Regions from separate parts of the Homo sapiens genome. Here region 2 is linked to region 1. Evidence: chromatin loops called from intact Hi-C (ENCODE). Cell type or tissue: PC-9. All regions are shown on one strand.

Region 1 (8,000 bases):
TCAGGCCACATGCAGTGGCTCATGCCTGTAACCCCAAAACTTTGGGAGACTGAGGCAAGATGATTGCTTGAGGCCAGAAGTTCAACACCAGCCTGGGCAACATAGTGAAAGCCTGTATCTACAGACAGTTTTTTTTTTTTAATAGCCAGGCATGGTGATGTGGGCCTGTAGTTCCAGCTACTCAGGAGGCTGAGGAGGGAGGATCACCTGAGCCCAGGAGTTGGAGGCTGCTGTGAGCTATGAGCATACCACTGCACTCCAGCCTGGGTGACAGAGCAAGAATCTGTCTCAAAAAAAGAAAAAAGAAAAATTACACATGTGCAGAGAACTATACGTATCATAAATGATTGGCTCAATGAATTTTCCCAAATTGGAACCAGCCTCCAGATTAAGAAATCATCTGTTACCCTAGGGAGCCCCTCATGTGCCCATGGTTGATTTTTTTAGGAAACAAAGCATGGCAGATAAAATTGGTCCCTGTGAATAACCTGCCCACTCCATTCTTCTCTCTCTCATCCCAGAGGTTTCATAATCCTAAATACAATGCTTGTTATTCCCATATTTGCCTTTACATTTATAGAACATATGCACATATATCCCTGTGCAACAGACACTTTTGCTTTCATGCTTAAAACTTTATATAAGTAAGATACTATGCTTTTCTCATTCTAAAATGATGTTCTGAGGTTTGTCCATTGTCGTGGGTTGCGACTCTCTGGGGTTGGTGTCATATAGGTGGTGAAAAGAATGTACCAAGATAGCTGTAGGTAAAGAAAGGCAGATTTACTCGAGAAAGCGCTGCAAGGAAGCAATGGGCAGGTCAGCAAGAGGGGAGCTGACTGCAAAGGGACAAAGCTTGCTGGAGATTTTATACGCTGGTTCTTGGGCTGGAGAGGGCTACGTGCTGTACTGATAACACCAAGGTTGCAGGGAGCTAACTTGCATTTTTCTATCAGCCAAGAGTCTGGTAATAGCTGGGCACAGGAAGACTGTGAGTTATATTGTGCAAGAGGTCCATGGTCCTGCATTGTGTCCTGGAAAGGCAGACTTACAGCTTATCTGCTTTCTCTTTTTGCTTTCCCTTTGTCCCACCAGCCTGACTCCTCCTCCCTAATGAGAACTCCACATCCATGTACATCAATGAAGCTGTAGTTGTTTTTGCTGCAAATATGTCACAAGGCATTTCTCCACTCTCCCATTGATGGACACTTTAATGGTTCCTAATATTTCTCTGTTACACACAGATGCTGTTATGAGTCTCCTTGAGTATGGCTCCAGCATGCTGGAATGGGAGATTGTCTGGAGTAAAGATACGTAGGGGTGGAACTGGTGTATCATATGATGTGGGTATGTACAGTTTTGCTCTCCACAGGGGTTGTATCAGACTCATAGGAATTTTAAACTGGGGACAGTATCAATGACTACTGTACAAAAGCCACAAACCATAAGCCCATGGAGCTAAAAAAGCTTGAATAATATTTGAATCACCAATGCTAACATTTACAAATAGGAAGAATTCATACAAAATCCATATTTGTAGCTTTTTGTGAAACGCTGGGCAATTCTGGGCCCAGGCAGCTGCAGAGGTGCTTCTTGAGGCAGAAAGAGAGGGGGAGAAACACCCCAGCCTCTCTCCTGCCCTCCGAATTCTGCCTCCCATGGCCAAACCCAGCTGGCTCAGAGGCCTGCAGGGGTCAGCCCTCCTGGGGTTGACCTCATCCCTTTTCTGTGCCACTTAAACATGGCACAGTGTTCTCACCGACTTGATCTCAAGCTTCTTGAGGGCAGGCAGAAGTTCCTGGGCATCAATCTGTCTCCAGAGCCAGGCTGATAGCCTGGTCCTAGCAGGAGCTAGATCGGCTTTATGTTACTGGAAGAAATGCAGACAGTGACCCTTAACCAGTCTCTCTAACTAGTCTCTCACAGATTCCAGGCAGTTCATTAAAATGTTGAATTATAAATGGACAGAGAGTCAATATTTTAAGTCTATGGACCATATGGTCTCTGTCACAACTATTCAGCTCTGGAGTTGTATAGCGTCAGGGGCCATATACAATGAGTGAGTGAATGGGTGTGGCTGTGTTGCAATAAAACTTTATTTGCAAAAACAGGCAGTGGGCCATATTTGGCGGTGGGTTGCAATTTGTGGCCCCCTGCTATGGACCATGATGTAATTGGTACAACCTGGGTTTACATTTGCACAGCTGTTAGCAGTAACCCTGGGAGTCAGGCCACCAAAAGAGTGCTGAACTGCTCTTTGCTAGAAGTAAAGAGGAATTTTGAAGAGGGAACACTGCAAAGAGAGGATGGGAGAGGAGAGGGGATGAGGAGGGGAGGAAAGAAAGATGAGCTGGACAATAGGACAAGGGGCTGGAGCCAGATGGTGAACATAGCCGGGAGGCTTTTGAAGATGAGGGAGATGCAGCTTTCAATTGTAAGATGTCTTTGGTTACTGATCCAAACCTTCAGTAAAGTCTGCTCTGTCCCCACATGCCTTTGTGAGTGGTTTGTGTGTGTGTATGAGAGTTAACAGAACGTTCTGTCTTCCCAAGCACCAGGCAGCTCCCCAGCACTCAGCCCCGCTCAGTGCAGGCAGAATGAACCTCACTGATTGCTACAGCTACCTAGAAAGGTAGCGAAGAATCTGAAGGTCAGAGAGGTTAACCCAAAGTCACACAGCCAAAGAGAGAAACAGAAACCAAATCCAAAGCCCTGATTATTTCCTTGATTGCCCAAACAGCTGGAAACTTGAAATCAGTTTTTCTGTTTCCTGGAATGAGCTTTGGTGTATCCCTTTGAATGTGGGTTGGATTCCTGGGGATTTAGCCTCAAACCAAACTCTGAGGCCAGAGTAAGGTGAATTAAACCTGGGGAGGTGCAAGGGAGGTTATCTTATGCTCCTTCTTCCCTCCCCTGGACCTGGCCCCTGCCTTGGGTACTTCCCCACTACCCTGAGGCACCTGCTTCTGGTGGGGGTTGGGGCGGGGTGGCGAGGGAAGGGGTGACCTGGGCTCTGTCTGCTTCTCTGGGAATTAGAAAGGGGGTGGGGTGTTTTGTCATCTCTGAAGCCAACACCTGGGTTGACATCATCCAGCTACCTGGCACCTTTTATGGCAGAAGGATAATTTGGCCCGGGCCATTTATTCACAGAATCCTCCAGTTTAGACTTTTGACATTATCTATAAACAAACTTAGATGTATCATCATTGAATCTTATGCAAAAAGCATTACTTTGTTAAACATAAACACTTATATTTTACCACAATTCTGACATCCCTTTTTGCCTTAAACTTTTTTAAAAATATGGGATGGCTTTGGCTTTCCTCAGCCTCTGAGAGACTCTCATTAGGTGTCAAACCCAAGAGCTAAACAAAAGCTGATTTATGCAAAATGTAAGCTCGTCACAAGTCAATTAGGGCTCAGACAGGCTTTTGTGACAAGCACTTTCTAATCAATTCCATCCGGCTCTCTCTGAGAGTCTATGAGAGAATAAACACAATAATGACATTAAAATGGGCAGTGGGGCTCTTCACCTTCTTGGGGTTCCCATACCTTTGCCCTCTGACAGCTGCTCTAGGCCTTTACCCAAGGAAATGTACAGACATGAATGCAGCATTTTGTTTCCAATTTCAGGGATGTCTAAACTACATCCACGGACTCCTTAAGTCCCCACATGAAGAAATTTTGGGGCTGGGCATGGTGGCTCACACCTGTAATCCCAGCACTTTGGGAGGCCAAGGCAGGCAGATCACGAGGTCAAGAGATCGAGACCAGCCTGGCCAACATGGTGAAACCCCGTCTCTACTAAAAATGCAAAAATTAGCTGGGCGTGGTGGCGAGTGCTGGTAGTCCCAGCTACTCAGGAGACCGAGGCAGGAGAATTGCTTGGGCCCGGGAGGCGGAGGTTGCAGTGAGCCGAGATCGTGTCACTGCAGTGCAGCCTGGGCAACAGAGCAAGACTCTGTCTCAAAAAAAAAAAAAAAAAAAAAGAAAGAAAGAAAGAAAAAAGAAATTTTGGTGGAGCCTTTTTAAATACACAAATTAAAAACAGTAAAGAAATATAATTCCTGATCGATGCAATTGTCCCCCAGGCGTAGTCTTTAAGCACACATTCTACAGCTCCCAAATTCAGGAGCTGGAAGCACAGCCTTGCTATGAGGTGGACTTAGCTTCAATCTCTGCCCGGATGATATTGGGCAAATGGCCCAATCATTAAAACGGACACATGAATGGGACCAACCTGGCCGAGTTAAGAGGATTGAATTAATATTTGCGAAGTGCACAGAAGGGCGCCTGGTATACCAGAGGTGCCCAATCAAGGTTAGCTCTCACCAGCATCGCTGGTTCTCTTCCCCTTCGAGGCCTGCGCAGGGCTGGGGAGGAGGGATCACCCCTGCCTGCTTGAGACCGGCTGCCACATCGCTGGGAGGACGCCGGGCTGCCCTAGAGTGGCCACAAGAGGGAGCAGTTGCCTTTCCTAACGCCGAGGCCCACCTGCGCCCAGCCTTCCACTCAGGCAGGGGCAGACGACGTGGGCTCCCTAGACCTTGGAGCCTAACCCAGAACCTTCTCTCCCCACCACAGCTGGAGGTGGGGTGGGGTAGGGTGAGACGGGCCCTGCTCGCAGCTGTTCTCTGTGCACTTGGGACAGGGCTCTAATTTATGCCTGAGCACCGTGGCCTGAGGTTTCTTCTCTGCCAGCCTCAAGGGCTGGTCCTCACTTTGTCTTGCCCTTAGCGCCCCAATTCCTTGCAGCAGGTCCACATGCCCCGCTGTGAGATATGTTAGGACTGGCAAGGCCATGTCCCTTGCTGGGTGCTTGATCCCTTGGCCTCCCCACAGCTGGGTGTCCGCACGGCCAGTGGCGTGGATGCGGGAGCTCTCTGGGGTTTCCGGAAAAGGCTGTAATTTCTTGTCTGTTCTGTGGGTGCAGCACATGTGCCTCCAGCCCCATGCTCCTGCTTCAAATGCAGCAGCTGTGGTGGCCATCCTGAGACTGGAAGGTGACAAATATAAACCGAAAACAAAATTCTAAGCCCCCAGCTAACTGAATGGTCCCCTCCTCTTGGCCAAGGGTATCCTAAAGTTAACCTGAAACACGAGTTCAGGCCATGATGGGAATGCGGGTCAAACAGGCCTCATTATACCTCCGCCCTTTGGAATTCAGGCACGGCTGACCAGCATGAACATTAAAACAGAGACCTTAACACTGACAAAGCCGACTCTACCAATAAGATGCCAACGTGACAGATAGCAGGCTCTGAACGAAATTGAAGTATTTTACCCCAAAATATGTTTCTTTGACATATTTTGAAATGGCCTTGCAAAGCTGTCACTTGTGGGTAAAAATCTACATTCTGTAGAGAATCCTCTTCCCTTTCCAGGCCTTTTTTCCTGATCCAGGAGAGAATTAACTAAGTCTGGCACCTTTCTAAGCCTGATAAGACACATTTACAATCTATTCTCTCTACCTGGAGGCTTCATCTGCATAATAATAAGAACCTTGGTCTCCACAACTCCTTAACCCAGACACTCCCTTGTATTGATTCCAGGTCTTTAGATAAACTCTTTCAACCAGTCACCAATCAGGAATTCAGGAACTCTTTGAATTCACCTATGACCTGGAAGCTCCCCTCCCTGCTGTTCCTGCCCCCAACCCCCACCTTTGTGTTATCTCTGCCTTTCCAGAGGGGACATTTTCCTCTAGCACATGTAAGATGTATAATATATGTCAACCTCGGGACCCCAAAATAACTAAGACAAAGGGAAAAGTCAAGCTGGGAACTGCTTAGGGCACACCTGCCTCCCGTTCTATTCTATGGCTACTAGGGTAAAAAAGCTACATACCTCCCTCACAATTTGTCCACGAGGAAATTCCTTGCAGACAAAGGACAGACAGAACTCAAAGTCATCTCTCTGTGCTCACTGAGATAAATGCATATCTGATGGCTTTCTTTGGAAAGGCTAATCAGAAACTCAAAAGAATGCAACTGTTTGTCTCTTATCTACTTATGACCTGGAAGCCCCTCTCTGCTTTGAGTTGTCCCACGTTTCCAGACTGAATCAACGTACATCTTACACACACTGATCGATGTCTCATGTCTCCCTAAAATGTATAAAACTAAATTGCCCCGAGCACCTTGGCCACACGTCAGGACCCCCTGAGGCTATGTCACAGGCACATCCTCAGTCTTGGCAAAATTAACTTTCTAAGTTGATTGAGACCTGTCTCATATATTTGGAGTTCAGACATGTATTGACTGATGTCTTATGTCTCCCTAAAATGTATAAAATGAAGCTGTAACCCGGCACATATTCTCAGGATCTCCTGGTGCTGTGTGACAGGCTATGGTCACTCATATTTGGCTCAGAATAAACCTCCTCAAATATTTTACAGAGTTCGACTCTTTTTGTCAACACAAGCCAAAGGCACAGAAAGACAAGCTGGGGAGCAGAAAGACAGCCTGACCCACCCAGGCCTCCTGTCCCTCCTGGGGATACCCTAACATGCACGGGCTGCTTTGCCCCTCCAAAGGCTGTCTGTGGCTCTCAGGAGAAAATCCAGATGGTGGCCTCAAGGCCTGCCCCTGCCTGGTCTCCCAAATCTCCTGCTTGCTAACTTCCTCCTGCTGCCGCAGCCTTCTCTTCTGCTGCTGCACCATGCAAAGTCCTGCCTCAGAGCACTTGTACTTGCTATTCCCTGCTATTCCCTCTGTCTGGAAAGTCTTCACCCAAATTTTCAAACAGGGTGGCTCCATCATTCACACAGCTCAGCTGTTACCTCCCCAGAGGCGCTTCCCTTGACCTCCTCCTGTTTCATGCCTCCTCTGTTGTGCATTACTGTGTTTCGAACTCTTCACAGCACCTTGTGCTATCTGTGACAGTGGCAGGAGGCAGACAGGGGTGGGTCCCTGGTGAAACACCACCTTCAAGCCAAAACAGCCTGAAGGCTGAAAGACCGGACTGCTGGTTCCAGATGAAACCCATGACTCAGGACAGAAGAGTGAGAATTTCTGTTCCTGTTTGCCCATCCTTTCCTGATTCTTTCTGAATGCTTTTTAACCAATCAAACGTGGCCTTTTTCAATAGTATCTATGGCCCGCCCCTCCCCCATCCTGTGCCTATAAAAACCCCAGACTCAACCACACTGAGAGAGATGACCTGACTTAGGGTGAGAGACTACTTGCCCATCCCCTCTCCACTGAGAGTTGTTTTATCACTCAATAAAATTCTCTGCCCTCATCACCTTTCAATTGTCAGCATGACCTCATTCTTCTTGGATGTGGGACAAGAACTTGGGACCCACCAAATGTGGGTACTCAGAGGGCTGTAACACTGTGGCTCTCAGCCCTCTGCTGGCAGAGGGCAGCCACCCCATGTGACAGGAAGCAGTAATGGGACCAGAGCTTCCCCCGGAGCTGTGGGCTGGAGCGGGGCAAGGGGCTGACCAAGCTGTTAACACACCGCTGTCCGTTGGACTGTGGACGGGAGTACTGAACGAGTTAATTAGCACATTTAAAACCCCTTCTGGGGCTTTGGGGTTGTGGGCACCCCTGGCTGGGTGCCACCACATTCCCCCTTGGGGTGACATGCCTGGTCCAGCCACAAGCCCAGCAGGGAGCCTACCCCTGTGCCAGCTTTTGGAACAGCTGGCTGGACCCCACACTTGCTTGCTCACACACCCCTTCCCACCAGGGGCTAAGCATGCAGTTGTGGTGGCCATGGGATCCACGGAGTGCAAGCCAGACACAGCCTGGTGGGCCAAGTAGATGGAGCACCTCCTGCTGCAAGCCAAGCAAAGGGGCCCGAGAAAAACCCTGTCATCTGCAATTACCTTGTTTATTCCCAGTAAATTTTCAGAGGGCACAGTGTGTGGCCCAGAGTACATAGGTAAGTATGTTTACTAAATGAATGAACATATTTTCTTCTTTGCATAAGGTAACATATTTTCCTCTTTTGAGTAGGTTCTTTGCAACCATGAAACTCCTGAGCAAGGTAAT
Region 2 (8,000 bases), 87 kb after region 1:
TCCCCTTTATAAAACCATCAGATCTCGTGAGACTTACCCTCACGAGAACAGCATGGGAAAGACCCACCCCCATGATTTAATTACCTCCTACCAGTCCCTCCTACAACATGTGGGAATTATGGGAGCTATAATTTGAGACTTAGGCGGGTACATGGCCAAACCATATCAGACATTATCTCAGTCCTTACCATAATTACCTCTGCAAAGACCCTATTTCTATAAAGGTCACATTCACAGAGGCCTGGGGTTAGGACTTGGACCCATCTTTCAGAGGGACAGTATTCGACCCACTACCAATATTTTCCCACAGCGTTTCCAAAACTAACCTGTTTTGGAGGCTGAGGACCCTGGGAAGTCCTCTGTTGGCAACATGCTTGAGCAAACAAATGATAACAACAAAGGGCTTGTCCAGGCTCTAGAAACATCACCTGATTATTAAACAGGCTCCATCCTGTGGCTGGGTGCCATGTAGAAGACCACTAGGCCAACAGGAATGTCACTCAGACAAGGCCTCCAAACCCATATGTTGCCCCTCACCACTTTTCTTAGTTGTGCTTCCATTGATGAACACTACAGCTAAAATCAGGATCCCAAAATAAAAACCCCAAAAGGATCTAGAATATTTAGGAAAATCATCTTTGAGTTAGAAAACATCCTCCGTGTTTGGTCTCGATCTGTCTTTTGTTAGGTCCGTCCTCCTTGCCACTTAACACTTTCCTTTGCACCTCTTCCTGACACCAACAGACACCATGCAAGCCCCCAGTGAGGGGGCCTTCCTCAGTCAGCCTGGGGGAAGCATGAATTAGCTGAGAAGAGGACTAGCCTCTTCTGAATGGCATGCTAAATCACTCCTCATCTTTTTCCAGTCTATGCTACATTTAGACTGACTTTTCTTTCTGTCTTCTAAAGGGCCATGCATTATGGATGAGAACTATTTCTTATTCAGCAGCCGAGAATCACTCTTCTATCAAAAACATCTCTTTCACTGCATTCTCAGATATCAAAGCCCCTCTCTGAACTCAGCGTTTCCTGGCCTGGTTCCCTGAAGGGGTCTGTTGGACAATGCTCTTGAGTGACAAATGTTTGAAATGTAAAATGCACAGGCGAACACACTCCCGCTGTGAATCCACACCGCATTCTTGCTGAAGATGGTGAACTCCACGCATCATGGGACCCCTGGAGTTATGGTCATTCTCACCTGAGAGAAGGGGGTCATTTCAAACCTTAGAACAAGTCATTTCTGTCCCGGGTGGATTGGAATGTATTGAAATTTCTGCTCCTGACTCTGCTTGGCATGTTCGTTCATACACTTGCCCCCTCCTCTTTCTTTCTTCTCCTAACCCTGCTTTAAAATAAGGGGGAATGAAACAAAAGAGAACCACCGCTGGAAAGAAATGGTCCCAAGATAGCAACAGTAATTACCTAGGGTAATTTTCTTCTTCTATTTCTAAATTTCTATGATTAACATATATTAGCTAGTTTTACTAGTGAGCTACTTTTTTTAAAACCTCCTTTAAAACTCTACTCATGGAGACATGGAGACGGGGAAGCATGCACAAATTGTTAATTACTGCATTGTGAGTTTTTCCTCGTTACGATGAAAAAATCACAATACTAATACTGATCATTAATACTTACTGAGCACTATGTCCCAGACACTGCTTTATATCCCTTGAATGTATTATCTCTGTGAATTCCCTATAAGATAGGTGCTACGACAATCCCCACTTTACAGATGAGAGAACTGGGGCACAGAGAGATTGAAGGACTTTTTCAAGATCACCCAGCTGCACCTGCTGGAGCTGGGATTTGAAACCAAAGGCTCTTAGTCGACATCCCTGGCAATAGCCAGCACCAACCTGTCTGCCAGATTTTGACAGCAGACACTCCCTTCCCCAGAAAAGCCTCCCTGGCTGATGCTGTGAGGACAGAGATGAGCCTTCCCCCACGGAACCTGGCCCAAATAGCCTATTTGTAAGCCAAGTAAATGATGGTTGCTATTTAAGCCCCTAAATTTTGGAGTGGTTTGTTAATGGGCCATGGATCATGGGAGCAATGGCTAGACTCAGGCAGCCCAGGAAATCTTCCCGGGCCTCCTGAGGGCAGGGGAGGTTCTCTGCCCTGGGCAAGGGTGCTCTCTCAGCACAGGGGCCAAGCAGTCTCTTGCTGCAAGCGACCAGGGCAGCAAAGATTGCTGATCTCATTCACAGCAGGACAGTGTGGGGAGGCAGGATTCATGACAGGCGTGTCCACAATCCAGCTGGGAGGGTGGAGAAACAGGTTGTCCCGCGCGGGTTGGAAGTCACATCCTCGCTGCAAGGCACTTCCTAGCTGAAGCAATCATTGCCGGGATTGCCTCAGCTATTGTTTCTTTTCCCTTTCTCCATCTGGTTAACTCTCTTTAAGTAGGCATTAGTAGTGTCCTCCCCTCCTCCCCCTGGCTCTCTCTCTCTCTCTCCCGTCCTCTCCAAATTGGAACCAGCAGCAAATCCTATCAGCACTCCCTTCAAAATGTATTCACCACCTTCCTCCCTGGTCCCAACCACCGTCCTGTCTCACCCGGATTGTTGCGGTCACCTCCTCACGGGTCTCTCTGCTCCTGCCTTGCAGTTTATCCTCCACAAGCAGCCAGGGACATCCTATCGGAACGCAGGTCAGATTATATCAGAGCCCCACAGTGGCTCTCTCTCACTCAATGTCCTTCTGGTGCCCCAAGACCCTGTGAGACCCAGCCGCCTTTTCCCCTCCCACCCCTTGCTCCCTCTGCTCCCGCCACCCAGGCGTCCTCGCTGTTTCTTGCACGTTCAGGTGCCCTCCACTGCAGGACCCTTGCACTTGCTACCTCCCTTTTCTGAAATGAGCTTCCCCTAAATATCTCACAGCTCTTCTCCTTTCTTCACATTGTTACTTCAGCCAACTTCTCAGTAAGTTTGTCCTTCCCACCCACTCCAAAACTTCACCTCACCTCAACACTTCATGTTCTACTTATGTTTTCTCCCTAGCATCATTTGACACTCTATAGATTTTGCTTATCTTCTTTAAATAAAGAGTAAATACTTCTTTTTGCTTATCTTCTTTAAATAAAGAGTAAATACTGTCTCCCCCACTAATAAATCATGCCCATGAGGGCAGTGATTTTTATCTGTTTTGTTCACTGCTGCATCCCTAGCACCTGGGACAGAGCCCGGCACTTAATAAGTGCTCAATAAATATTTGTTGCACACATGATTGGAGTCCTTCAAGACTTAGCCTAGGCCTCCATTGCTCTAGAAAGCCCTTCTTATGAATACGCACCCCTGCTTCCATCCTGGGGTGCGCATTCATCAGAATTAAAGTCATCGTCACCCTCATCATTGTCCCTGGCACTTACTGTGACCTCAGGCCATGCCTTGTGTTAAGCTCCTTATGTTCAAATTGCCAGATTAAATACAGGGTACCCAGTTAAATTTGAATTTCATACGATAATTCATAATTTTTTTTAGAGTAAGTATGTCCCATGCAATATTTGGTACACACACTTTAAAAAATCGTTGTTTATCAGACACCTTAAACCCAGGTGTCCTGTATTTTGATTTGCCGAATCTGGCAACCTTACTTATTGTAGACATTATCTTGTTTGGGCATCATGAGGTATGGATTATGATTGCCATTTTATAGTCTAGGGCAGGCGGTGTCGTGGGGCAGCGGGGCTGGTGGTGGGAGAGAGAAACTGGGAGAGCTTTGTAACGCAGCCAGAGAGTGTTCCGTAAAACCTGGGAACACAAAAACAAAAAGTCGGAACTGTCTGCAATTTCAAATGAAGCAATAAAAAAGAAGTAACAAGAGCGTCTTAAATCCAAGGAAGGAGAAATGAGCCTCCGCTCCTGAAAAATAGATGAAATAGAGACTTCGGGAAAAACGGATCTTCTCTTGTTGAAGATGAAATGCACCTTCCACAAGAACTACCTAGGCTTTGGGTGGGGGTTGGGGGAGGTGGGTCCATGCCACCAAGAGGACCCCAAGGAGAACAGCGTAATGGGCTTTCAGAGCCCCAGGCAGGCCCCCAGTGCGGCAGCGTGCTTCACCTTCCGGAGAGGCTGCCGTGCACGGGCTCAGGCGCGCCACCTGCAGGACGGATGGAGCATGGCGCTCCTGGGTTGTCAGTCACACCCTCGCTAAACCTTGCACCCTCCTGCTAACCAGCAATGACAATCCATACTCTTTAATTAAATGCAAAAAGTCCCCCCACAGCCCGAGCACCCTTCCTGCGCCGGAAGTTCCCTAAGATGTAAGTTTCCTCTTTTTCAGCAGTTTTCACACCACCTGGAATATGCGTTGTATTTCCCTATTTGATTAACGTCTCTCGGTCCCCTCACCTCCCATAGGACACTCCACAGTGGCAGGGATTTTTGTAAGTCCTGTTCATTGTCACATCCCCAGTATCTAAAACAGTTTCTAGCATGTGAAAAACACCCCATGAATATATGTTGAACGAATGAATGAGTACAGCTTCCTGCCATGTCCTTAAAGGAAAGAGGCAAGCCCTCTTTTTTTTTTCTCCCCTTTCCCCATCCCACTGGCTGGAGTTTCTGACTTGGCAATGGTGTCTGGGTCCATACAGATAAGGGCAACCCCTAGGAATGGTGGAGCAATGGACTAGCAAGTGCCTGCTTCCTTGGCACTAGGGACTCCAGACCAGCCCTGGACTACTTACTCCTGTGATTTGAGAGAAAATGAGTGTACCTAGCTCAAGCCATTGCTGTTTGGAGCATCTGACCTTAAAAAAGTTATTGCAACATCCCGCAAGAGGTGCCATGTTGTATACACCCAGAAGAGTGAGTGCTGGATTCTGCATGGGGTGGGCATCAGAGAAAGACCCCAGACAATGTGATGACTGGATCTTGATAAATGGGCAAAGGAGGTGATGGCATCCCCAGCAGAGGACACAAACCATGCAAAGGTCTCAAAGCATGTGAGGCCACCTTCTGTGCAGGGACTAGCAAGCCAAACTATGGATTGCTGGGGCAGGGTAGATAGGTGAGATACACAGCTGGCTGCAGGCAGGGTCTCATTTGAAGCCTTGAGCAGGCTCAGCTTCAGGCAGTGTGATTTCTGGCTCCAGATGTGCTGGCCTGGGTGAAAGTTCTGTGGGCTCCCTCTTGCATGGAAACTGATAAGCCCTGAGATTCGGGTTTGAGGAGAAGGTGGCCCTTTGGGTATCTGGTCCCTTGCATCTCACCTGGCAACTGAGTTACCAGAGAGGAACTGGAAACCAAAGCCACCTGATCCCTCCACTAGCAGGGCTTTGTTCCCTGCCTCTCTCAAAGAGGTCACATACCTGGAGAGGACCTGGGGACTCAGAAGTAACCTGGCCATCCCACCACCAGCAGTCATTTCTGTCTCCCTCTCATTTCCAAATCCACCTTTGTCAGTCTCCAACCTCACACTGCCTTCTGGCTGTGTAAGGGGCATGCAGATTCTCAGCTAACCACATGACCTGACTTTTTGTTCAGGAAATACAATTATTCTACCTATAATCTCCAGAAAGAAATTTTAATGTTCTTATAATGGTTTGAGTCCAAAGAGCTCAGGAAGAACTTATACTTAGCCCGCTAAAAACAAGTGACCAAAATGGCCTGGGAGATGTCACATGATAGCCCTACCCAAGAGCATCTTTTGTTCTTTAAAATGTGCTTTTCAGTGTACATTCTGGGGGAGAATTGGCCTGGTTCCTGAAATCCTGCTCTAATTATATATAATTTTTATAAATATAGTAATTACAACTCACTATGCCTTGCAGTTTAAATTGAATTGGATTTTTATGGAAGCAGGAGAATTAGGAGGAAAGCATTCTAGCATCTTTGAATTTATTGACCTCACTCCTCATAAGGAAACTGGCTGTTAGCATCTCAAAGACATATCCAGAAACCACTGCCCCTTTGGTGGCCACTTGGGAGTAGAAAAGAAAAGTTCTGCCAACCTCAGAAATCCAAACTTAGAGAACAGACATTATAGTGTGGTGGCTGGCCTATAGTTCATTTCCTACCTGTCAATGGATTTTGTTTGTTCAACATTTTAAAGTTAGAAAATTTCACATAAAAATCTGAATTTTTAGCCTCTATTGACATCTCAAAGTCCATGTTATGCTGAGCCTGTGTTCCCATCTAATATGAGTAGTTCTTTATACCAGTGTGAGAATAGACTAATAACAGTGTGAGAAGGGATTAATACAGAAGATTGGTACCAGGAGTGGCGTAGTCATCAGATTTCATCTTGATAGTCCAGGTCAATTACCCCAGCCAACACTGTAAGTCCCCTCTTAGCCTGTTGACTTAGAGGCAGGAAGAGCCCAAAGTGGCTAGGCAGCAATCTTAACTTCCAGTTTAATGGAATCATTGTTGTGTCTCCTGGTGGCAGCATTCCTCCCTCTGGAACTAAGACCTCTAGGCCAGCAGAACATAATGTCGTGGTAACAAGCAGCAAAAATTTTGCTAGTGGGTTCCTTGGGGTGATGGTGAGTGGGGCCACTTCCATTTCTACCCCTTGATTCCTGGACCCATGAATCCTGGCTATGGGAGAAAAGTACCATATAAGATGCTGAATGTTAACAGCCAAGACAATAGGGGAAATGCCTCCAGGGCATGTCAGAGACCTTTGAGGCAGCCCCTCCCATCACAGGCTTGGAGGCCTGGGGGAAGACATGGTTTCCTGGGGCAGGACCAGGGCCCTGCTACTGTGGGTAGCCTCAGGACATGGTATCCTGCATCATGGCCACTTCAGCTCCAGCCATGGCTAAAAGGAGCCAAGGTACAGCTCAGGCTGCTGCTCCAGAGGCTACAAGCCCTAAGCCTTTGCAACTTCCATGTGGTGTTAAGCCTGTGAGTGTGCAGAGGGCAAGAGTTGAGGCTTGGGAGCCTCCACCTAGATTTCAGAGGATGTATGGAAATGCCTAGATGTCCAGGCAGAAGTCTGCTGCAGGGGTGTAGCCCTCATGAGAACTTCTACTAGGGCAATGAGGAAGGGAAATGTGGGGTTGGAGTCCTCACACAGAGTCCCCACTGAGGAACTGCCTAGTGGAGCTGTGAGAAGATGCAAGACATGTAGTCAAAGTCCTTTCCACCTTGCCTCGTCTCAGATGAGACGCTGGACTTGGACTTTTGAGTTAATGCCGAAATGAGTTAAGTCTTTGGGGAACTTTTGGGAAGGCATACTTGTGCTTTGAAATGTGAGAAGGACATGAGATATGGGAGGAGCCAGGGGTGGAATGATATGGTTTGACTCTCTGTCCCCACCCACATCTCATGTTGAATTGTAATCCCGCGTATTGGAGGTAGGGTCTGGTAGAGGACTGGATCATGGAGGTGGTTTCTAATAGTTTAGCCCTATCTCCTAGTACTGTCTCAGGATACAGTTTTCACAAGACCTGGCTATTTAAAAGTGTATAGCACTTCCCCTTTCACTCTCTCTTCCTCCTGCTCCTGCCAAGGAGATGTGCCTGCTTCCCCTTCACCTTCTGCCCTGATTGTAAGTTTCCTGTGGTCTCTCAGTCATGCTTTCTGTGCAGCCTGTGAAACTGCAAGTCAATTAAACGTCTTTTATTTATAAATTACCCAGTTTTAGGGAGTTCTTTATAGCAGTGTGAGAATGGACTAATATACCATCTGACAAGAATGGGCTGAAATCAAGGGATAGCTGTACCTTTCAGACAAGGTATTTTGGTTTCTGCTTTGCCACCCCTCTTGCTACTCCTTATTGCCTCTCTAGCTCTGCCCATTGTCAATACTCTTCGTATTCTTAAGGTAGAGAGGTCATTCTCTGCATCCATGTCTTCATCAGAAGTGGGAAAATGTAAGATTGTGGGCCAAATATTTCCAGAAAATGGGGTACATTTTATAAGTCTCGTGATTGTGATAAACATGCCTGTATTTTTATGAACTCAAAATATCTCTGCATCAATCTGATCCAGCATCTTTACTTGTGTATCATGCTTTGCTTGGTCCTAGTAGGCATGAGAATGTGTT

What was found. A loop is a pair of places that touch in the nucleus more often than their neighbours do. Peaks named below come from ENCODE experiments on the same cell type or tissue, not always from the same donor. Only the 100,000 strongest peaks of a DNase experiment are listed, where the experiment ranks them.
Region 2: a loop joins it to region 1, with 9 times the contacts of the local background. A loop is called at or near these places in 49 of 110 quality-filtered maps.

Annotation. Positions count from the first base shown.
Region 1 is chr20:51,303,418-51,311,417 of GRCh38, reverse strand. No RefSeq gene overlaps it. Among named protein-coding and RNA genes, the nearest start is that of MIR3194, 150 kb to the left of the region's middle. RefSeq lists enhancers at 1-494, 4,218-5,178. In PC-9, CTCF peaks have their summits at 4,274 and 4,477 (motif pointing right); no DNase peak of the experiment used is centred here; H3K27me3 peaks cover 563 bases.
Region 2 is chr20:51,216,497-51,224,496 of GRCh38, reverse strand. No RefSeq gene overlaps it. Among named protein-coding and RNA genes, the nearest start is that of KCNG1, 200 kb to the right of the region's middle. RefSeq lists enhancers at 1,521-2,194, 2,195-2,869 and silencers at 4,019-4,068, 4,129-4,188. In PC-9, CTCF peaks have their summits at 3,892 and 4,100 (motif pointing left); a DNase peak (open chromatin) is centred at 2,296; H3K4me3 peaks cover 1,411 bases; H3K27ac peaks cover 1,216 bases; H3K27me3 peaks cover 989 bases.